Regions from separate parts of the Homo sapiens genome. Here all the other regions are linked to region 1. The links are chromatin loops, found by intact Hi-C in ENCODE. Cell type or tissue: heart left ventricle. All regions are shown on one strand.

Evidence for each region. A loop is a pair of places that touch in the nucleus more often than their neighbours do. Peaks named below come from ENCODE experiments on the same cell type or tissue, not always from the same donor. Only the 100,000 strongest peaks of a DNase experiment are listed, where the experiment ranks them.
Region 2: a loop joins it to region 1, with 2.0 times the contacts of the local background. A loop is called at or near these places in 20 of 110 quality-filtered maps.
Region 3: it touches region 1 in a loop (4-fold over the local background); 17 of 110 quality-filtered maps call a loop at or near these places.

The regions. Positions count from the first base shown.
Region 1 is chr3:120,504,336-120,512,335 of GRCh38, reverse strand. LOC107986121 (a long non-coding RNA gene) reads right to left here. Exons shown (of 3, transcript XR_001740868.2): 3 at 984-1,338. Among named protein-coding and RNA genes, the nearest start is that of FSTL1, 57 kb to the right of the region's middle. In heart left ventricle, a CTCF peak has its summit at 4,940 (motif pointing right); no DNase peak of the experiment used is centred here; H3K27ac peaks cover 560 bases.
Region 2 is chr3:120,434,911-120,442,910 of GRCh38, reverse strand. All of the region lies in intron 2 of FSTL1 (follistatin like 1), which reads left to right. LOC124900546 (a long non-coding RNA gene) reads left to right here. Exons shown (of 2, transcript XR_007096030.1): 1 at 1-8,000. Among named protein-coding and RNA genes, the nearest start is that of FSTL1, 12 kb to the left of the region's middle. In heart left ventricle, no CTCF peak of the experiment used is centred here; a DNase peak (open chromatin) is centred at 3,770; H3K27ac peaks cover 5,739 bases.
Region 3 is chr3:120,239,807-120,247,806 of GRCh38, reverse strand. GPR156 (G protein-coupled receptor 156) reads left to right here. Exons shown (of 10, transcript NM_153002.3): 2 at 3,329-3,804; 3 at 4,031-4,167. The coding sequence starts at 3,709. Among named protein-coding and RNA genes, the nearest start is that of GPR156, 41 kb to the left of the region's middle. RefSeq lists an enhancer at 3,896-5,095. In heart left ventricle, a CTCF peak has its summit at 3,393 (motif pointing left); no DNase peak of the experiment used is centred here; H3K27me3 peaks cover 793 bases.

The DNA.
Region 1 (8,000 bases):
CTGAAGCAACCTCAATACTTGCCTCCTGAGAAGAAAGAATTCAACTGAGGGGCATAAGGCAGAAGGAGAGACTGAGGCAAGTCTTAGAGCAGGAGTAAAAGTTTATTTAAAAGCTTTACGGCCAGGCGAGGTGGCTCACACCTGTAATCCCAGCACTTTGGGAGGCCAAGGCAGGTGGATCACCTGAGGTCAGGAGTTCGAGACCAGCTTGGCCAACATCGTGAAAACCCTTCTCTACTAAAAATACAAAAATTAGCTGGGCTTGGTGGCACGTGCCTGTAATTCCAGCTACTCGGGAGGTAGAGACAGGAGAATTGCTTGAACCAAGCAGGCGGAGGTTGTGGTGAGCTGAGATCATGCCACTGCACTCCAGCTTGGGTGACAGAGTGAGACTCTGTCTCAAAAATAAAATAAAATAAAATAAAAAAGCTTTACAAAAGAAATGAAAGGAAAAAAGCACACTTGGAAGAGGGCCAAGTGGGCAATCTGCAACACAAGTGCACACTTGTTTTTCATGGTGCATGGTTTGACCTTTGAATTGGGGTTTTTACATGCTGGCATACTTTGGGGGTTTTGTGTTCCTTCTCCCTTAATTCTTCTCTTGGGGTGAGCTGTCCACATGTGCAATGGCCTGCTAGCACTTGGGAGAGGAACATGCACAATGTGTTTATTGGAATTGTACGCATGCTCACTTGGGGCATTCTTCCCTTACCAATCTAGCATTCCTAGAGGAAGGTTATATACCAGTTAAACTCCATCATGGCATGCTCGAGCTCACTCACCCAACTCCTGAGATCTTATTGGGAAGCTACTGATCACCAGTTTCAGGTTTTTTCTATCTATAGGGAGACTGCCTTTCCCTGGCACTGGCTGCAACCAATTATTATTTTAGAGATACAGTTAACAACCACCTGACCCTCATCTGATGGTCGCCTGAGCTTCCTAGTTGGGTTTGGCGGGGAGCCCTCTCCCGCTCTGCTCATGTCTTACTAGCTACCTACTATAGCATTTCCCCCCTCAAGAGTCCAAGACCCCAGTTATTTGGAGAAAATGGATGAAGGTGAGCCTTCTGTAATGGCTTCCTGCTGACAGAGGTTGGGGGGTTGTAGGTGGTTCTGTGAGTCTTGGCCTCTTGCTAGTTGTCAGAGCAGGAGGCTGTTTCCATGGATTGGGGAAACTGGTATCCAGCCAGGTCCAAGGGAGAGAGGGGCAGGATTTTGCCTCTGTTGTGTCTCACTGATGGGCAGTCTAGGGGGTCCCCCATAGAAGGGTAACTCTTGAATATTGAGAGGACACTATCCCTCACTGAGGTTCATCTGGAGCTCAATGGCCTAAAGGCTAGAGGAGACAAATCAGGTTATTAGAATTAGAGGAATGTTAAAACAAAATAATGGGGTGAGGACAGCCCCAAAAAAGAACCCTGAGGCTGCCTACACACCCAGGTAACTGGTGGCTATAGTCATGCCTACTAAGACTTGGGTACATGGGGTTGATAGCAGATTCCAATATGTGCTCAGAATTAGAATACTGATCCAGATTTTTACATTACCCATCCCTTTTGTTTCTTCTGAGCTGCAGCCAGAGATCACTGGCTGGTTCACAGGAATAAGCAGGATTACTCTAAAATGCAGGCAAAAACTTAAAAATAACTGATGAGACTAGCATCTATTAATAGAAAAATAACAGGTGTATCATAATTTTTGAAACACACTTTTTCTCTTTCCAGTCCTCATTTTTATAAAAAATCATGATAAAACTGATTTGTTTGCAAAATAAACTTTAGTTGTCTTATACTTGGCCTGATTATTTGCATAAAGCACAGCAAGAATAATTATTTGCCTAATAGGCTCCTGTTTAAATTGGCTTTGATGGAACTTCATTCCATAAGGAATCTCAGACAAGACTTTTTTTAAGGCTTAAACCCAGCCACAGTTTTATACCATCAAATACCTGAATGAGTTGGTAAATTCCTCTCCCTTGAGGTCCCAAGATAACCTGGGGCTCCTGAGCCTGTTAGAAAGTGGCATTCTTTACAGACCACAGGTTGGGAACCCTGTACAGGGACTGTGTAGACAAGGTATGAAGCCAGTTTTCACAAGGGGCTTTTATTGGCTATATAAGTCAAATTTGATTCCTTAAAGGAATGCATATCATTCCAGTCAAAGCCTTCGTAAAATAACCAGCTTCTCCAGTTGTGTTCTGTTGCAAAAGACAACAGATTCTTATTGTACTTATGCAAATAACTATACTGCCATAAGTTAAGAATACTCACAAGTAGTTTCCAAATTTTGAAGAAAGCAGGTAGAGAGAAACAAATATGCTCGAATTTTGTTTACAGGAGTACTCAATTATTAAAAGCTGTAAATAGCTCAAAAGAAAAGTTTTCTTGGTTTTGGAAAACAAAGGATTAGCAACATTTTAAGCAAAAAGTCATAAAAGGATTATTTCAATCTTCTATTAGTTTAGTCCATGCAGTTAACTTTTGTTCTGCTTGATATTCATGAACATTTTAGCTCTCCAATAAGAGTCCTGAAAGTTTTTTCTCTATTCTAATGTCTCAATCTTCAAAGTTATCAGAAGCCTGTATTTAGGAGCACCTGTTAGAGTTCTATAGCTGATTATAAAACCACCTTTTAAAGAGGGTTAAAACAAGACAACAATTATCTGTTAATGACAAAAAGTCTTAGGGTAGCCACAATCAAAGACACAATTGACAAAGAAATTTATTACCCCTGAGGCACAAAACAATTAAACATAATTATAATTATTCCTAATAATGTATACTATGTTACATTAGAATTATAGGAGTTTCACATAATTTTGGAACATGTACTGATAACACTTTAATCAAAAGCAGATTAATACTTTAATAAAACTATGTTGTGCTTTAATTCCAGTGTTTATGAATAAACTGAATAAAAGTCCTTTAATTTTGGGTAATTTTCACACATAGAATTTCTTTTATAGGATTAATTTTTCACAAACCTTCCACAACTTGCTCAAACCTTCAGCTTTATCCTATCTAACATAAAACAATCCTTTAACCCTCCAAACTAGGCAAAACTTACATTCCCATACCTTCTTACAATCTTTTAACAAAAGCACATTCTACTTTCCTTGCGTACCTTACATGTAAGACTGCTTTTCCAGTAGTCTCAAGAACATGTTACATGGCTAACTGTTCACAACTTTTACTTTTGCGAAAAACCTGATAAGTAAGCGATTCACTAGACAGAAGTGCATATAAGGTCTCTTTCCAGCATACCTGGGGGAATGGCTAACTCTGTAAGTCCCCAGGCCATGCCTAGCTTTAAAATAGTCAAGTTGTACAGTTAAAAGTCAAAGTGGCAGTCTATAAAGCATTTATTTAGTAGGTCTAAAAACCTTTAAAATTGCAGAACATTTCTTTCATAAATTCCCTTTCACAAATTTTTCACAATTTACACAGATCATCTATGACAGGCTTGGACTTTCTGACTTGTCCTAAATATCCCTCTTTTTAAAGAACCAGTCATTTTACTTTAGGACAATAATTTACCATGCAAGATCCTTTCTCATATGAAATCTCTTTTCTTTATCATCTTCCTTATGAAAAGTACCTCTTTACAACCTTTGAATTAGACAAAAGTCATATTCCTTCTGTTAGAAAGTTAAGATTTGTACTGAAAGTTGCTGTGCAAGTTCTGTGACGGGGAAGCAAATGAGGTTATTTACATACTATAGAAGTTATCTCCCCCTCAAGAAATTGCTCAGTTATATTTTTGCTAGGACTTGCCCAAATAATGGTGAGCTATTTCTAAACTCCTGAGGTAAGACCATCCAGGTTGAAGTTGCTGGTTAAAGATTTAGGTAGGTTTCCCAGGAGAAATATAGCTATTAGAGAGAAAAACAAATTCAGATTTCAGGTAAGTATTAAGCAGGCACCCATTTGAAAAGTATATTTTTGCCCAAAGGGATGTGAATCTCTTGGAGGGGGTGCCATTGGCCCCATTACCCAACAGGATTTGGAGGGGAGTTGCTTAGAGAAGGAGATTAGCACACAGTAGGCAGCTCTTGAAAGCAAAAGGGAAATTTATAATTTTACTTGCCGCCTCCATAGGTGACCTTGGCTTTGTCCTGTATGAGTGTTCTTAGGGCAACCTAGAGGGGGTTGGAGAACTCGTAAAGCAGCCAATAGTTGAGCCTGCTTCTTGTCCTACATGTCTCCTTTTTCTTAGCCCTGTCCTCCTTATTCTACTCTCACTTATAAAAGACTGAGGAGGCTAATCTGAGGACCTCCTGCACAGGGGAACTGGGTTCCAAGGCTGACTTTTGTAATTTCCTCCCAGTTTATTTTTAAGCCAAACAGTATTACAAAGGAAAACTGGTTTTTTTTTGTTTTGTTTTAACATTTGGTAGAATCAAACTTTTCCTAGTTTTGGGGGATGCATCCCAGGGGCATGTCCTGTGGTATGGGAATGTGATTACCCATCTGCAAAGAGAGAACAGGAGAGAAAAAAAGGAAAAAGAAAAAAGAAGGCATTCCCTCTACATTCCTATTATCCTGAATGGAGCATCCCCCATTGTCCTTTGGGTTCCGGAATTAACCAGCCTTACTGTGTACTCTTGGTCCCATCTCATCACAATTACCCACTTGAGAACAGAGGAGATACTGGAGTGAACAGTGGATCGCCTGTTCATCCTTGAGGTTCCAGAATAACTGATCTTACTGCATATCCCTAACCTTTCATCTCTGTTCTAATGATAATCTGTTAGCCTGGGAGCACCCTTCATCTCTGTCCTGTGGGTACTTTTGTCTCTTGCACCTGTAGCCTTGGGCTGGCCTATACCCTTATCTCCATGACTTTATAGTGACTCTTGCTTGGAGCATTCTAGCAATAAAAATGATGACCTTTTTTCTCAGATTCCCATTTCCCATGTTAAGCAGACAAAAGCCTGTTTTTCAGCTAACTGCCACAAGGGGGCTAGACTTCCCTCCCCACTCCTTTTGAATATGACCCCGAAGGTCCTAATTCATGTTGAGAAGAATGTGGAAGTAATTAGAGAAATGAAGTCTACGGGAAGAAGTGGGAGGAAGTGAGAGGAATACTCATGGAAAGCCTTCATATGCTTGCAAAAATAGCAGCCCTTGGATTCAAGAGGACAACGTTTATTTGCCCTGTTGACGTAAAGTAGTAACCTCCGGAGGACTTGGGGCTTGGGCTAATAACTGGCAGAGGAGGGCAAATTCTTCCTTTGCCCACGAATGGGGCAAAGGAAGAGGGGTGGCTTTTGAAGCAGTTTGTCTGCCTGCATGGGGCCTTACCCTGCCCTTTAAGCATCCCACCTATTTGCAAAAGCCACCAGGAAACCCAGCCCTGGGGTGTAACAGGAAGGAAAAGCATATAGTAAGTCATAAGGAGCTGGCAGAGCCGGAGTTCCAATTAGTGTTTGTCCCGGCAATGTGTCAGCAGACAGGGTTGAAAGGGTTGAAAGTCATCCAAGCTGGTAAGGTAAGAACAAGAACAAGTATAAATCTCAGGAGATATCCACAAGGAAGCCCATGTCTTTGCTGCCTCTCAAATGCATAAGAGCTGCGGGAGTGTGTGTTTAAGAGGTCACGTGGCATGCAAAGTAAGAGCAAAGAGACAGACTTGCCCCTGTGGCAGATGGTCCAGAGGGTGCACAAGTCCTTTTCAGAACATACACACAGAGAAAACAAGAGAATAGGCAGTGCAGGTTCTTGGGAAAGAGCCAATTTTAGTTGAAAAAGCAGAGGAAACCCCAGACATTGCACAGTTTTAGGCTTCAGCCCTACCATTCTGGTGAACCTCCTGTCCAGGAGGGCCATTCATGCCTCAGATCTACTCGGTGCAGATGCCACAGTCCTTCCCACCCCTGGAAGCCATCCATCAGAGTGAACTGAGAAATCAGCCAAGAGGAGCAGAGTCACTTATGGCTGAAGGACTTATTCTGGGGGTTGGTTAGCAAGCAGGAGAGAGAAAAGGAGAAGACCATGTACAAGGATTGAATGCCTCCAGCCAAAGAAGGTGTGGTAGAGGGGTCTCTTACCACTAGGGAACATATCTGAGTCATGCAGCATCAAAGTATGTTAGTGGCAGAAGTTATCCAAGTCCCACGGCACCAAAATATGTTACCAGTGGCCAGTATCCAAGTTACTGGGGCGAATCTGTATGAGTCTGCAGCAACCTCAATTCTTGCCTCCTCAGAAGAAAGAATTCAACTGAGGGACATAAGGCAGAAGGAGAGACTGAGGCAAGTTTTAGAGCAGGAGTAAAACTATATTAAAAGTTTTAGAGCAGAAACAAAAGGAAGAGAAATACACTTGAAGAGAGCCAAGTGGGTGACTTGCAAGACAAGTGGGTAATTTGACTTTGGGGTTTTATAAGTTGACATACTTCTGGGGTCTTTTATCCCTTTTCCCCGATTCTTCCCTTGGGATGGGCTGTCCACATGCGCAATGGCCTGCTAGCACCTGGGATGGGGACATGCGCCATGTGTTTACTGAAGTTGTATGCATGCTCACTTGGGGCATTCTTTCCTTACCAATCTTGCATTTCTAGAGGAAGGTCATATACCAGTTAAACTCCACCATTTTGCTTCTTAATGCTCATGCTCGAGCTCACTCACCCAGCTCCTGAAATCTTATTGGGAAGCTGCTGGTCACCAGTTTCAGGTTTTTTCTATCTATAGGGGGACTGCCTTTCCCTGGCACTGTCTGTGACCAATTATTATTTTAGAGAGACAGTTGACAACTGCCTGACCCTCACCTGTCACCTGACATTCCTGGTGTGTGTGTGTGGTGGAAGGGGGGGTGTAGTGGGGGGGGGGGGAACAAGGAGAAACCCTCTCCTGCTCTGCTCATGTCTGACTAGCTACCTACTGTAACACTTTTTCCTTACCATATATCTGTGGTTTGCTTGAGAACCAGCAGGAGAACTTTTTCTTTTTCTTTTAAGATATATTGAGCTGGGCATGGTAGCTCACATCTGTAATACCAGCACTTTGGGAGGCCAAGGTGGGCAGATCACTTGAGGACAGGAATTCGAGACCAGCTGGCCCACATGGCAAAATCCCGTCTGTACTAAAAATACAAAAATTAACCGGGTGTTGTGGCATGCACCTGTAATCCCAGCTACTCAGGAGGCTGAGGCAGGAGAATTGCTTGAACCCAGGAGGCGGAGGTTGCAGTGAGCCAAGGTCATGCCACTGCACTCCAGCCTGAGTGTCAGAGTGAGACTCTGTCTCAAGAAAAAAAAAAAAAAAATGAAAGATGTATATGCCATAGTCTCTCCTGGACTGAAATAGAGTCCCAAATTCATGCTTTTTTAGAGCTTTTTATATCGCATGCCCAGGACTGAAAATAACTTGGCTAGAGATATATAAAATAAATTCCAAAACTTTAAAATGATTTCTCCTACTATCATATTTTAAAATATTATCTTCTTCTAATTCAATTAATCAGTGATCTGCGTTTGAGAAGAAAACAAAAGGAAATATATTCCAGTACTTTAATTGAGGACAGGAGAAAATAAGATCTGAGCATTTGTCACAGTGAAGGTGAATATACTCCAGCATTCTGGCAGGGAACTGATAGTACATGCAAATGGGATTATTGAGAGAATTTAAAATAAACTATTTACCAGGTGTAGTGAAGGGTAAGGGAAAACCCAAGGGATGGGGTAAGTGTCCCAGGGTTTCCTAGTGGGAACCACCGGGCCTGAAGGGCAGGAGAGAGGAGGGGCAGCTGTAGGAGGGGGCCACCAAATAGGGGCTGTCAGGAGAGAAACAACCTGCAACCCAGCCAGGAGGAAACTAAATGCCCAAACCTCATCCTTCTGCCACCTTCCCAGCTCCTGCCAGCCCCTCCCACTGGCCAAACCCAGCTGGAGGCAGAGGGCAAGAAAGCTGGTTGATGCAGACCATGTAGTCAGCCTTCAGCCTTCAAGGGCATTGTGTAGAGTGGAGAAGGGTGGAGCAAGGGTTTAGAAGGGTAAATG
Region 2 (8,000 bases), 69 kb after region 1:
CTTTATCTTACCTTGTGACCGTTCTGGGGGTCTGCTGTTTTTCTCTTCCCATTTTTCTTTGTCTTTTCTTGTTCTCATTTCTGGGTGTCTCCAAGTCTGCTTTTTTTTTTTTTTTTTTTTTTCTTTTTTGAGATGGAGTCCGCTCTGTCACCCAGGCTGGAGCACAGTGGTGCGATCTCGGCTCACTGCAACCTCCTCTGCCTCCTGGGTTCAAGTGATTCTCCTGCCTCAGCCTCCTGAGTAGCTGGGATTACAAGCGCCTGCCACCACACCCGGCTAATTTTTGTGTTTTTAGTAGAGATGGGGTTTCACCTAGTTGGCCAGGCTGGTCTGGAACTCCCACCCTCAAGTGATCCACCCGCCTCAGCCTCCCAAAGTGCTGGGATTAGAGGCGTGAGCCACGATGCCAGGCCTAACTCTGTCTTTTTCATAGACTCTGTAACAAACCCATTTTGTTATTAAGAGCAACGCTGTAGAACAATGAAAGAGTCCAACTTAGAAGTCCTGCTGTGCCCTTTTCTGGGCACCTTTTTAAAGTCACATAATGTCTCTAACTTGTATCTTCAGTTAAGAGCGAGGGCTTTGGGGCAGTGGACTGAGTTTGAATTCTGGCCTTGTCCAGCTGTGAGGCCTTGTGCAAGTTACTTAACCTCCCCGAAGTCACTTTCCTTACCAGTAGAATGGGAATCATTCCTGTGTCTCTACCTGTCTACTCGATTAGATCTTGGAAAAGGTCTCCTCTACTCATGGTGTATAGTCAACACCAAAAACAAATACCTGCAAGAGATGAAGGGTCGCTTATGTTTTTGACTCTGTAATGATTTCACCAGGAGAATCCTCAGTATACAAGTAAACATCCACTAGGCATGGTCTTTATTTGCACAGCCTTTGTGCTGGCTCAGGTTGTTACTCTGATTACTGATTTTTCCTCGAGAGGAAGTATAACATAATGGCTTAGCGCTCAGACCTGGAAGCTAGATTAAATCCTAGCACTGCCCTTACTAGCCATGTGATCTTGGGAAAACTACTTAAAACCTCTCTGAGCCTGTTTCCCCATCTCTAAAACGGGCTTAATCCAGAGTATCTACCCCATAGGTTGGTTGTGAGAATTAAATAAGCTCTTACATGTAAAGCAGAGTGTTTTGGCACACAGTGTGCAGTGTTAGTTGGTATTATCATCTTCAGGGCATCTCTAGGGGACGAACTCCAAAAGCCATGGGTGCGTGTGTGTGTGTGTACATGTGTGTACACACGTGTGTTTGCACACACATTCACGCACGTGTATATGTGTGTTCATGGCATACAGAAGTCTCCTTGCTTCTTTTTCTCTCTCCAGAGATTTAATTATCACCTTCTTTTTTAAAGAGAAAACTAGGATATTTACTTCAGTGGATGCTTTAAGGCCCAGAATTTATATCAGAACCCTTGCTTCTACTGAGCTAATCTTGCCCTTAAACTTCTATGTAGTGTTTCTTCTGTGAAGCCACAGTTCTATCATTCCTCCAGGAAGAGATTGAAGTACTCATGGAGCATCTCCTGTGCAGAGGCAGTAGGATGGGAAGCCAGCATAGGTTCTCCCTAAAGGTAGAGTGAGTGAATGGAAATAACTGGGAAGAAAACAGAAAGAAAAGGCAAAAAAAGAGGTATGTATGAAGGTGGCAAACAGATATCTTGGGTGGTCATTTCCATTTTGCTGTGGTCTTCATAGCATGGCCTGTTACCAGGCAATAAATTTCAAATTGTTGGTGTGGAAAATGTGATAATGCAAAGGAATAGGATCCTTTGCTTTCATTATTTCAAAAATAAGTGCCAATTACTCTCAAAGACAGGGTAAGAAGTATTCCTGGAGCAAGCTGGAATTTGTCCCTTTGGGAGCCAAGGCCACAGCTTCTGGTACTTTGCACACAGACCTGCAGTCCCACTAGGGAGGGGCTGCTGTGTCTGCAGCCAGGCCGATGCCAGCCTCACATGCCCACCCCTTCCTGGCCCTGGAGCCAGCTCTCTGTACCACTCCTTATGTTGCTCTTTGCTCTTCCCTTCATCTTTCTCCTCTATTTTCCTTCTCTCACCATTACAGAGAGGTCATCCTGAAGTGTCTGGGCTGCAGTAGGAGCTGCCAAACATTCACGAACCACCACGTTCACATTAGATGCAGAGATAAAACTGCACAAAGTCTCAATACACTATTTTGCATCACTCATCTGGGACAAAGTAAAATTTTTCAAAGTCAACTCAAAAGAGGAAAACAAAAGGTATTGCAAATCTGTTCTCTGTTAGGCACTGAGTTAGTGCTGGTGGATAAGAGACCTTGTGCCCAAAGAGCTTGCAGTCCGGAGGGGAGGCAGACAGGAACACAGGCTCAAAGTGATGCAATGTGAGAAGTATTGGGACAGGGCTGAAAACCTAACCCAGCACGAAGGGCTCAGGAGCGCTTCCAGGAGGAAGTGACCCACCAGCTGAGCTCTGAAAAATGACTGATAGTCACTGTGTCTTGTGGAAGTTTGAAAACCAAAGACACTTCTGCTAGGTAACATCCACTCAGCATTGTAGAGACCCAGCCGTTTAACTTTCCAGGTAACATCAGTTGTTATATGGCTATGTGCCTGGAATGACACTTCAGACTTGGCCATTCTGGCCACATAGACATGGCAGGCATGACCTCCATTTGGAATTAGGTCCATTTACTTCTGAGTCACATTGGAATGCAGTTTTTACAGTGGAGCATTTGCAGCCTAATGATCAGTGACTTAGGAGTTTTGGGGGTTTTTTTTTGTACCAGTTGTTTTGTTTTGTTTTTTGACACAGGATCTTGCTCTGTTGCCCGGGCTGGAGAGCAGTGACACAATCTTAGCTCACTGCAGCCTCTACATCCTGGCTTAAGCAATCCTTCCACCTCAGCCTCCAGAGTAGCTGGGACTACAGGCATGTGCCATCAGGCCCAGCTAATTTTTGTGTTTTTAGTGGAGACAGGGTTTCACCTTGTTGCCCATGCTGGTCTCTAACTCCTGGGCTTAGGCGATCCTCCCTCCTCAGCCTCCCAAAGTGCTAGCATTACAGTCGTGAGCCACAGTGCCCAGCCTTGGGGGATGTTTTAAGGCAATTTCTTTGTTCTTCAGATGTATTCACAACTGTTCCGCATTAAATAAGGCCAAATGGCAAGACAGCTCTAAAACGCCAGCAGAGTTGCTAGGTAGGGTTGTACAGACTGTTCACTGCACAAGTGTGTCATGTACCTGTGTGTGGCACAGGGCTTGTCTGCCCACCCACAGGAAGGAGCACATTTTTTTCTAACTGATGTGCAAAGCTCCCCAAACCCAACGTTATCTCTGAGTCATGTGATGTTTATTAGACTATGGCAGTCATTTCTACATTTGTGCATCTTATAAGTTGATTTCATTTAGACTCTTGCAAAGTTTTTGTACTAGGCCTCCATCAAAAGCCAGTTCTGTGTTTTTGTGGATTTTCCTCATAGATAAGCAGAGATGATAGACATGGAAATCTTAAATATCTGGTTTCTTGTACCCACAGTGTGCTACTTTGGGCTGTTGCACAAGTCAGTCTAGTTTGGGAACTGTGATTCCCCAGGAATTAAAACAAGTATTCCCAGCTTCCTTCTGATTGCTGGATTAGCAGAATTTCCTCAGCCTCCAGCTGAATTCCAGCCCCTGGGAAGAAATGTCTTAGAGTAAACCCCCAGCCTGGAGCCTGTCAGAGGTTGTGTCATGTGTTTGCATTAGCTGAGCAAAACCCGAGCAGGCTTTCCGGCCTTGCTCTCGCCTCCTCCCTGCACGCCTCTCCGCTGGGAGAGGCCAGTTAAAGTCTAGACACTGTCTGCTTGGCTCTGTGCCTTTTTAGCACAATCTGCATGGTTCTGTAGCTCTTACTTTGGTTGTCTGTCCTCACTCGTTTCCCCAGTTTTCTTAGTTAGGCTTAAACTGTCCCGGGGGACTGGCAACGAGTCGCACACATAGGAAACAGGTGAGTGAATTTATGAGACTGTCAGGATTCAGCTGCCTTGAAAGGTTCAGAGTGAAGATAGCAGCAGTGCTGACTGAAACTGTGGCTGAGTTTACAGACATCCCTGGTGTGAGCTGGCTTCAAACGAACCTCCATTTACTGGCCAGAGATGGGCTGGGATGAATAACTCAGGACAGACAGTGGCACCCCAGGTAATGAGCAGCCACCTGACTCCTCATCTGCCAAATATGGGGGTTAGAGTAGGTGGGCTCTAAAATGCAGCTTTGAAGTCCTATTCATATAAAAGGAGGCGGATATTCTAGGCTAGACTGTCAAAATATTCTACTTAATGGAATTGGGATATTTGATTAACTCTTATGGTGATTTACAGCCTAGTGAAGAACAGTTTGAAAGATAGGCTGGCTCAAGAATGAGAAAACAGAGTGAATAAAAACAGGAGGCATCTTGTGTCCTTTACTTTCTCTCGCCATGTAGTGAGTGGAATATAAACAGTACGGCATGTGGCACCTGAACAGTCTTCATGCCCAGGAATCCCAAATGCTGTTTACTCTACAGAAAGGAATCACTTGATTTTCCACTTCAGAAGCCAACCGCTCAACAACACTGGGGAAGAAATGAAGAATCCTGGGTCTCCTTGTAGTCGATCAAGAAATTTTGGGGGGAAAAAGGGAAGACAACCCCTAATTCAGAGTGTGCAGTTTGGGATTTATTGAACTTACTTGAAAAACAAAAGCAAACAAAACTTTTTCTCGCTTCTGTAAATGTTCACATTTTCTTTTAAAAATAATGATGCAGTATTGCAAATGGCTTACAGAAATAGTTGTCTGAAACTATTGCGTGGACCCTAATTTTGTTTTCTGGAATCCTTCTTATTACTTTCTCATCATGTTGCCTGGCCCATGATCAGGATCCAGGGGCTCCTGAACAAGTATTAATGAATTGCCTGCCCTGCTCCCCTGGCCCTGATCTCTGGTCAGATCAGGCTCTTACTACAGCCCATGGGCACTGGTCTTTGGCTTTGACCCAATGGTTAAATCAAGTGACTTGTTAGGGTGAACACAGTAAGGAAACAGAGGCCAATGCAGATGTTTTAGTCCTGCTGAAATGCTTGGTACCTTGCCTGTACTCCAGTTCCCGAATCTCACTAGAAAATCCCAATGTGCTAAATCGTGCTATTGATCCTGACTGGGGAGCCAGCCAGCTCAATATTGGAGGTGGCTTTTCTAGTAAGGGTACAGTACAGGTTAGAATTGAATTAAATTTTGCTGTGCCCCAGGGTAGACTATATGTGTGTGTGTGTGTGTGCATGGATATGTGTCTGTGTACATACAGAATACACAAGGAGACATGCACACACACACACAAATAGACACTGACTTAAATTTCACCACTAGGAGAACATGGCCATCTCCCTATAGCTCTAATAGTGAGACTTTTCTCACAAAAATTCCTGTGGAATTTGTTTTGTTTTAATTTAGTTTAGTGTTTGACTTATGTTATACTGCCCTGATTTCTTTCTAAGCCTAGGCACATAAACCAGTGCTTATTTTTATGGTGTGAAGTTTGCCTGTTAATGAATTTAATAAGTGCATGTCATTCATTCACTCATTCCCTACCATATTCCAAAAATAAGACATAGGTTTTCCCTCCCTAATCCCACAGCCAACATATCCTATTAGCTTCTGTAAGGGTTGGGCTAATTACATGTATTTTTAGCTATTGAGAGGGCCCAAGTTTGTAGTTTGTGGCATAACATTTGTGACAGAGAAAAAGAAAATGGACGGGACCTCAAAGATGGTCCGAGAAATTTCTGATCCCCTTCACACATATACCTGGCTCACCTAAACTGTAGTGTGAAATTGATACAGTGGAATTTCTATCAGAGAGGCTAAACACTATTGAAACAGAAATACAGATGCTCACCCTGAGCAAAGACTCAGACATACTGAGTTCCCTTTACTGTCAGGGTCCCTACCAGGAGGGCCCAGCATGGCTTCTTGGTGGCCCAGCCGAGCTCACAAAACTTGCTTTGGGATGGAGGCAGATGTATGCTTGCCAGTCATTCACAAATACTCGGAGCACGCAGCTTCGCTTCTCCCAGGGCACCACCATCCCTGGTTTTGCACTATGTGCTATAATTATGGTGCTACAGGGACAGGCTGAGTCCTATATCAGAAGCAGGAAATTCACCTGGCTTCTCCCTAGAGTCCCAGCAGTCTTTCAGGAATGTGTCTGTTTGTGCTTTGTTCCCCTTCCTCTAGTTTTCCCTCCTTGACATTTTCTATTTTCTTTCCTTTCTTATCCTATGTGGCCTTGGTCTTGCTGACAGCCACATGCAGAGATGCAGATTTTCTGGTTTAGCTATTTATTTTAAGGAGAAAGACATTCACTTTATGCATTAATTGGTGTCTGCCTCCTGTTCCACAGAAGGGTAATTTTCTGTGTGGCACCAAGGGCTTGATAGTGATCAAAGAAAACCCCAGTTCCCAGTAGGAACACACTTCAGGTGTGAGTCCATTTTGGGTTTCTCAATCTCCTTTCTTGGGAGATGAAACTAGAAGGGAGAATGGGACTGGGAAATGTTTTGAGTAGAGGCCAGACATTCAAGTCTTGGCTAAATGTTGGGTATAATAATTTCAGTACTCACTGCAGACTTATTTCTTAATAAAACTCCCCAAGCTACTTGTGGACCATGTTGTTTTAAAGGATAGTTACAAAGTTAACCGCTTCCTCTTACAGATACAATTGGAGAAGAGTCTTTGTGTTTTTTCATTTTCTACAAAGGAACATATATAAGCTAGATAATAAGAAACCATGTTGGGGTTGTTTTTGTTTATTACGTGTCCTATTTTAGATACTTTTTTTTTTTTACAAAAATAAACTGTGATAGGGATATGAAATCCTGTAAAAACAACCAGCGCTTGAGGATGACTACCCCACTATGTTGGTCATTTTACAGCTTAGGTAATTGCGTTTTTCCTCCAAATTCCCCATACACATTTGATCAAATAGAAGTCTCTTCATTTCCTGTTTAAGTTGCTCCATGGAATTGCTGTGTGGATTAGAGAGCAAGCTGGGTTCCTCCCCAGTGGCTGTGTTTCCGTTGGTTGATTGGGTTATTTTCCAGGTAATGCTATAATTATTTTGCCCAGTGTAAATGGCATTGTCGTGTAGTGACTGAAATTACTCATGTTACAGTGGCCTGGAATGTAAAGACTTCCTCATTCTCCAGTGATTTGTTGTTTGACTCTGACTCCAGGAAAAAGTCTTTTCTCTGCCTAGGCTGAAGTGTGTGCATGTATTTGGGGCTCAGATAGATAGCTGAGGCTCTAGACTGCCAGTCTGTGGGCTCAGATGTGACAGTAGCCATATTCAGAAAGTCATGACAGTCTCTGAGAAAGAGACAAAAGTTAGGAATTGTAAGCCTAAGAGTGTTCAAAGCATGTAATGAACTGTCCCCAAATGGTTCTTGTCCTAGAAGTGGGTAGAACAAATAAGGAGGAGGAAAATAGTGATGAGGAAGACTGGAAGAAGGGAGGTGGTGATGCACGTGGGAAACTCTGTTAATTTTAGTGGGTTAAGCAAATGCAGATGAGGCAATTGAGTGAAGAATTTCTGTTAAGTGCTTCATGAGAAAATACTGTGAGTGAACACTGCAGATGTATATGATCAGAAAAGATATATCACTGTTTTTTGTTTGTTTGTTTTTGTTTTGAGACAGAGTCTCGCTCTGTCGCCCAGACTGGAGTGTAGTGGCAGGATCTCGGCTCACTGCAACCTCTGCCTCCTGGATTAAAGCAATTCTCGTGCCTCAGCCTCCCAAGTAGCTGGGATTACAGGTGCCTGCAACCACGCCCGGCTAATTTTTGTATTTTTGGTAGAGATGGGGTTTCACCATGTTGGCCAGGCTGGTCTTGAACTCCTGACCTCATGTGAGCTCCCTGACTCAACCTCCCAATGTGCTGGGATTATAGGCATGAGCCACCGTGCCTGGCTGTTTTTTGTAAGTAAATGTATGCTCT
Region 3 (8,000 bases), 260 kb after region 1:
GCTCCAGGAATTACTCAGCTATTGCCTATCAGTGTTTTTTTCTTCAACTCCAAGTAGTTTCTTCCAGCTCATATCCAAATCATACTTAGGAGAAGACTGGGGGGGATCCTCTGCAGATTTCCAAAGTGCTCTCCCCACTCTCTGTATCTCCCTCTTCTTCATTACTCTGTCCCACAAATTCTAACCACCTCAACATCCTTAAATTCCAATCCATTCCCCCTTACCTCAGGTAGAATTCTAGGTTCTGATTGGTTTTCCCTCCACGTGCTGTGACCTGGAAATGACCTCCAGGCAGTATCTCTTAGGAAGCCCAGTTGTGTGGCATCTGTTGTACAATGCCTGAAAATGATTCTTTCATGTGTTTTGTCTGGTTTTCAACTTGTTCACAGAAAAAAGCAATTTGCACAGCAGTTAATTCTTCACAGACAGAAGCAGAAGTTCTACCAACTGCAAAACAACCAAAACAACTTGTTAAAAGACAGTATTTGTATGACTGGTCATAAATTACGTATAGAAGAATAGAGATTTTGTGAGAAAGATATGGGCCTGTACAGAGGGGTGAACTTGCAAATGACCATCTTGCTTGGGGATAGTGTCTGTTTTCCTGATCCTAATCACTGGGAAGGATTCTGTAATCTCTGTCAAATAAATTGCAAACACTACCACACATGGCCTTGGGTCTACTACTGTCTATGACATAAACAGTTTCTCCCTAGAGACTTAGTTGTGAGGGTACAGGGGGAAGGTAGCTTTTGGAGGGGCCTGGAAGACCCTTCCCTTTGTGCCTTCGATTCTGTATATATCTTGTGGTCAGAAGTCTTACCATTACCCTCTCTGATAACTCCCCACCCACTTTCCCAATCACTAAACACTTTTTGAAACCATTCAACTCTTTCCTTTCAATGATTGAGCCCTTCATTGTTTCATCAGCTCCTCTTGTGTGAATCTCTCTGAATGTGTGCCAAGTTTGCAGTTTAATGCCTGTCCCATGTAGGAGCCCAATATCACGGTATATAAAGTTTCTACACTGGATATCCATGGACTGAAGAGGGGCCTAGCATTCAGGGTTCCAAGCCAGTGAGTTTAGCTTATCCAAGGGTACCTCTAGAATGTGCTCAGAAATTTATTCCAAGTCAGAGTTGCATCCCCCAGGACTTTAGGCTCAGATGGACAACCCCATCATATTTACAGAATCCCTCAAAGATAATTTAAGTTTAAGATTGTCAGCCCACCTGGGGTGCACAGTGTTGACCAGGGTTTCTTAACCTTAGCACTGTTGACATTTGGGGCCAGATAATTCTTTGTTGTTCAGACCATCCTGTGAATTATAGTATGTTTAGCAGCATCCTTGGCATCTACCTACTAGATGTGAATAGCATCCTTCTCTTAATTTTGACAACCACAGATGTCTCCAGAATTGCCAAATGTCCCCTAAAGGTGCAAAATTGCATAGTTGAGAACTACTGGTAAAGAGGCACTATGGCATGCCAAGCTCTAGGGAGCCCACAGAAGTGCACCTCTGGGAACTAAAGCTGAAGAAACCCAAGAGGCCCCTTGGTATCTTCTTGGAAGAAGTTAGTCCAGAGTGTCTGCACCATGTGGAGTGTATACTGGGATGACATTGACCTTGGAATGTAAACTCCTGGGATTCTTGCCTCTGCAGATTTGGAGCAGGGTTTTCTTCTTCTCTGCTTTTCAGTTTACTTATTTGAAAATGAGGAATGGTGTTTACATCACAAAACACTGTAGTGAGGACAAAATGAGGTTTTATGTATATATACACCCATACATATACATATACACTTCTTCCAAATGATATAATAATATATAAACATTGAATGAATAATGGTTCAAATATAAGTGTACTTATTTGCCACTATGATTAAAAGGGCAATATAGGAAAAATACATTTTCTTCTAATCCATCATGTTGTAATAATCCTCCCTGTGGTTGCAGTATGGTTCTGTGCTAGAAGGCACAATAGGAAATCTCTAACTTTAAAAAAAAAGAAAAGAAAAAATATCTTTCTAGCAATTAAAATCTCAACTAAATTAGAATGCAAATAGGTTTTTATATTTGCTTCTTAATTTTGCATTCAATAATCTGACTAGAATATGCAATAATTTAAATGCCTTGATGGGAGATAGTGGCTTTTAGTTCTCTTGGGATTTCATTGTAATAAACCTGGTAAATAATTCAGGAACATATGAGAGGCCAATGAATGGTCAGCACCTGGTGCTATATTATTTGTGCCTAAGCACACAGACTCCAAAGATGGCACTCTCCACCTGTCACTGTTGTTCTGGCTTAAACATGGGCCCTGTGTTCAGTGGCTATTGAGATAATAGTAATGGATATTTTTGCCTTGTCCAATTTTCCTCCACAATCAAAGAAAACTGTGCTAAGCTGTTTAAAAAATACAAAGCAGAAGTGGCAGCCTCTTTTAGATTACCACTGGTAAAATTTCAAATCTATTTTCTCTATTAAGGGATTGATTGTTTTAAAGAATTAGGGATATGGCTATCTTTTCTACTGGTGCTAATTTGAGCCTTTTTGCCTTTCTGTCTTTGTTCCACAAGGCTGAGCTTCTCTTTAGATCACATTATTCATATTGCAAGGATCTTCTGAGAGAAATAACACCATCCTCTGGCCAGCCACTCACTCTGCAGGAGTTCCTAGAGCTCCCCAGTTTCTTTCCCTATTGCCTGAGTAGTCTATCTCACGCCTGTTAGTCTCACAGTTTAAATACAAACACACAAAGACTCTTGCAGGCAGCTTGGGTACCTTTCTTTGACCCCAGCCGACTGGACATAGAGAACAAGAGCTAGAGAGAACAAGAGCTAGAGTGACCGACAGATCATGTGTGGAGACAGCATGGGGCACCTGAGCCCAGCACCATCCAGGATCAGACAGAACTTAAGCCATGAGCTGCCTAGAAAGATCTTGGGAGGGCACTGGGTTTCCCAGTATGGAAAAAAGAAAAATGTGGCTCACAAGTCTAAGCTAAGGTCTTTACAGTACTGGGCCATAAACAGGATCTGAAAAGAAACTGCAGAAAATGTTAGATATGCTTTATCTTTGTTTTAAAAATATTATTTACTATAATGGCTTAAAATATGTTGATTTAAATATATGATATTTGATACCTTTGTAATATATATAATAAAGTGTATAATAAAATATAACTATATAATTAAAATAGATGATATTTTAAAACCTCTCTAATAAACCATTTACGTGTGTGTGTGTGTGTGTGTGTGTGTGTGTGTGTGTGTGTGTGTGTATACATGCCTTTGTTTAACAGGTTTAATTGCTTTCCTTTCTTCAGGAACCAGAGTGAGGGTACTCGAACAGTGACTGCCATCTGGTGGTTAACCAGAATCATCACCTTGTGTAGCCTGATGGTTACTAAGATGTCCACTCTTGACTCACATGGCATGCACTCGCAGCAGGGGACCAGTTGAAGGATGTCTGACTTTGGAGGGTCACCAGTTGAAGGATGTCTGATGAAGGAGCCTAGCGAAATAACCCTTTGCTTCTACCTGAATGGGTTGTTCACTCTGGATTCTGAGCCTGCAGCCAGCTCCAAAATGGGGCCTCTGAAGAAAAGATTTGAGTTGCTCTTGTGTCTTAGTCAAAGATCTACATCCCTACCAGTGGGTAACCAAGACTGTGAATAAGCACACACCAACAGGGGCATGTGGTGACATGGAGCCTGAAATAAACTGCTCTGAATTGTGTGACAGTTTTCCTGGCCAGGAGCTGGATCGGAGACCCCTTCATGATCTCTGCAAGACAACAATTGTAAGTGAGCAGCCACAGGATGCCAGGGCTGCTCAGATGTATGTGGTGGTGGTGGTGTTGGGGAGGAGGAGGTGGAGGGAAAGGGGGATGAGGAAGGGGAGGAGTGGGAGGAGAAACTGCTCATGCAGGATACATATTTCCCAGCACTTGGTGACGATGGGGCAGTTTGTTTTTGACCTATAGAAGATCCTTCATTCCTAACAGCTCCTCCTTATTCTGTCCTCAGACATCTTCCCACCACAGCAGTAAGACCATCTCTTCATTATCTCCTGTCCTCTTGGGTATTGTTTGGACTTTTCTCAGCTGTGGACTTCTGCTGATACTTTTCTTTCTTGCCTTTACAATTCACTGCAGGAAGAACAGGTAAGCAGCCCAGTTTCTCATCACACATAGCTCAATCATGAAATCCCAAATGTTAGTATCTTTTGGCAGCACAAGCCACTATCTGGTCTCCCACTACAGGATTAAACCACATGAGACATTCCCTCTGAAATAGTCTACCTGTTGAGAAGGGGAAAGATCTAGGTCGGTATTGTGCTAACTACTGCAAGGGTATCCAAAGAAGAGAATGAAGAGTCTCTCTCTATAATGGAGGTACAATCCTTCTGAGAAGATGAGGTATCTGTATTTAAAATGAAGACCATGTAGAGGATTCCAAAACAACACAAAAACTTGAGGACAGCACAGCAGAACCAGTCTGGGTGAGTTAGGGTTTCTGCAAAAGCAGTGAAGCACTGCTACCTGGCTATTTGCTAGATAATTCTGGCTGACTAGAAAGTCATCAGCTTATCAGGGTAAGTATGGCTCCCAGGATTCGCAAAAGAAGCAAAATGGTGACTTTTTTCTGAAGGGACTTATAGCACCTTGCCTTGGATGCAATTTCATCCTTCCTCAGGGCCCATCCCATCTCTCCCACCCCCACACTGTACCCTCATCCTACCACAGCCGTCCCAGGGTGCCTCATGAGAAGCCCTGCTCCAGCCCTCTCCTTAGCCCACAGCTGACTTCTAGATGGAGCCCACAATCAGAAATTAACAACTTCCTCAAACCAGCCAAACTCGTCCAGCCCCACTCCAGCCTTACCCTGTGTGGTGACCAAGCATGTCGTGCTCCATTGCCTGTGGATTTGACACTCAGATGAGAATTGGTCAGTTGCATTTTGGGATGCTGTTTTGCCATGTTAGGCATGGAGGACGTGGAATTGTTAAGCAGCAGTGATTGGTTGTTGGGTCAGCCTCAGCATGGTGGTGATACGTGGCACTCCAACTAGAGTATACCCCAGAGACTGCCTCAGCCACTTTTCATTCTGTTCCTCAAGCACACTACGCTGACTCCCATCTCAAGGCTTTTGTACTTACTGTTCCTGTACTGTTCCCTCTGCCTGGAAGTCCTCCTCAGATATTCCCATGACTAGTTCCTTCTCATCTTATAGGTCTTGGCTCCAGTGTCACCTCTTCAGAGACACCTTCCCTGATCATCCTATCTAAAGTAGTATCCCTACCCATGATCACCCCCTCATCTCATTCCATATCCTATCAGCCTGTTTTATGTTCCTTATAGCAAGCATAGTCTGCTATTACCATATTTGTTGATTTACCTGTTGATTGTCTGTATCCCCTACCAGAATGGAATTCTGTGAACACAGGGACTTTGCCTGTCCTCTTGTGCCCACCACTGTGTCTCCAGCATTTAGAACAGACTCTGGGATATAATAGGTGCTCAGTAAATATGCATCCAGTGATCCTGGGAGGAAAGAGATTTAAATCCCAACGGTGGCTGCTGCCAACAAAGTGACTGGGAAAATCATGCATTTCAAGGTTAGAGAACTATGGAGTACAGTCTTTTCAGCTGTAACATGTTTCTATAATGCAAAGTAATACTCAATTGGTATTACCCAGTTGGTAATAAGAAAATTATGTCATTGATTCATATGTTACTTTTCCCCCAGCAAATCAATAATTTAAACATTCAGGGGCAAGCTTTCTCACAGCTAGTAAAGGAAGCTTTAAGCTTGGCAGTTCCTTCCCTTGGTGCAAGTAGTGTCTGGCTTAATGGCTTAAGAACTTGTGTCTTCCCTACAAGATGAGGCTGTAGGAGTAGATGAAGAAGTGGAGAAGACATTTGCCTTATGTTTAAAAACTTCAGTTGATTGTTAAAGAAAGCACAGATCCAGAGCAGATTTTTAATTTTTTGACAATGTTATCTACTGGAGATGAATGCCCCTGAGGACCTGTGTCTTGAGATTTAAGACTGTAGAAGTTGACTTTGATCCTGGGTACAAATGCTAGTGGACATTTACTGGGTGGTAGTGTTTTAGTTGGAATAATTAATATTTTATTAATACTCTTGTTACAAAGTTAACTGTTTTGAGTGTTATGACCCCATCCTATTTTCCCCACAGTCTATTATTTTTACATATAATTTTGCAGAATACAAGGTTTATCAAGTATTTATATATCCTGTTAAAACAGGAACACCTGTAAACAGCATTATACTAGAAACCCTTATATTTCTTTCACTCTATTAAATATTTTGCTGCCTGTTTTGTTTGCAGTGGGAGCATGACTTGGCATAAAGAATAAAATATTAAGAGGTATTGTGAATAAAAACACATTTTACAATTAAGTGGCTTACAAGGTCAGACAAGGAAAGATAAAATAACCCAGTTTCAAAAGTGTTTTATTGAACAATACATTTGTTAAAAGATGCAGCATCACAATCAGATGCTTTATTTCGTTACAATTCTGTGGTCTCTAAATTTGGGACTGTGTGTGTGAGTATTCATGTGTGTGTATATGCAAGAAAGGAGAGGAAGAAAAATATTTTAACACAATAAAAATAATACAAAAATGTTTAAATCCAGTTGCAGATATTGAATTTTTATAAAAATTTCAAAAACCAGTAAAGATAAAGAAAACTTGAACACTATCAACCAACTTGACCCAATTGACATTTATATTACCTTTCACCCAACAACAGCAGAATACATATTCTTTTGAAGTACACATGGAACATTTACCAAGATATATCATATTCTGGGCCATAGAAAAAGTCTCATTAAATTTAAAAGGGTTCAAGCCGGGTGCAGTGGCTCATGCCTGTGATCCCAGCACTTTGGGAAGCTGAGGCGGATAGATCACCAGAGGTCAGCAGTTTGAGACCAGCCTGGCCAACATGGTGAAAACCCATCTCTACTAAAAATACAAAAATTAGATGGGTGTGGTGGCATGCACCTGTAGTCCCAGCTACTTGGGAGGCTGAGGCAGGAGAACCCGGGAGGCAGAGGTTGCAGTGAGCTGAGATCATGCCACTGCACTCCAGCCTGGGTAACAGAGCAAGACTCTGTCTCAAAAAAAAAAAAAATTAAAGGATTCAAGTCATATAAACTATGTTTTCTGACAATGAAATTAAAATGGAAATCAATAACAGAAAGATCTCTGGAAAATCCTGAAATATTTAGAAACTACATAGAACACTTTAATCCATGGTCAAAAAAGAAATCAAAAGGAAAACTAGAAAATATTGACCAGAATTAAAATGAAAATACAACCTAGATTTGTTGGATGCCACTAAAGCAGTATTAGGGGGAAATCTAGAGAACTAAACCCCATATTAGAAAAGAAGAAATGTCTCAAATCCATGACCTCATCTTCCACCTTACAAACAGAAAAAAAGAGCAAATGAGACCCAAAGTAAGTAGAAGAAAGGAAATAATAAAGATCAGGTTAGAAAATAAAATAGGAAACAGAAAACAATAGGAAAAAAAAGTCAGTAAAGCCAAAAGCTATGAAGATAAGTAAAACTGATCAACCTCTAGCCAAAGTGATCAGAAAAAAAAGAAATAAGATACAATTACCCAAATAAGGAATGGGAGAGGTGACATCACTATAGATTCTGTAGATATGACGGATAAGGTAATGTTGTAAACAACTATGGTAGATAGCCTCTAAGATGTTCTTCGATGATTCCCACCTCCTTGTAGTCACACTCCTATGAAGTCCTCTCTCCTTGAGTATGAGGTGAACTTACTAACTTGCTTTTTAGTGAGATGTCGCTTTTGGCATTAGTTCACAAAAACTGTGGCTTCCACCTTAGAGCTCTCTCATTGTCCCACTAACTCCCACTCTGTGGGAGGCCAGCTGTTGTGTTATAAGCTGTCCTGTAAAGAGGCCCCCATTGGCAAGGAACTGATGTTT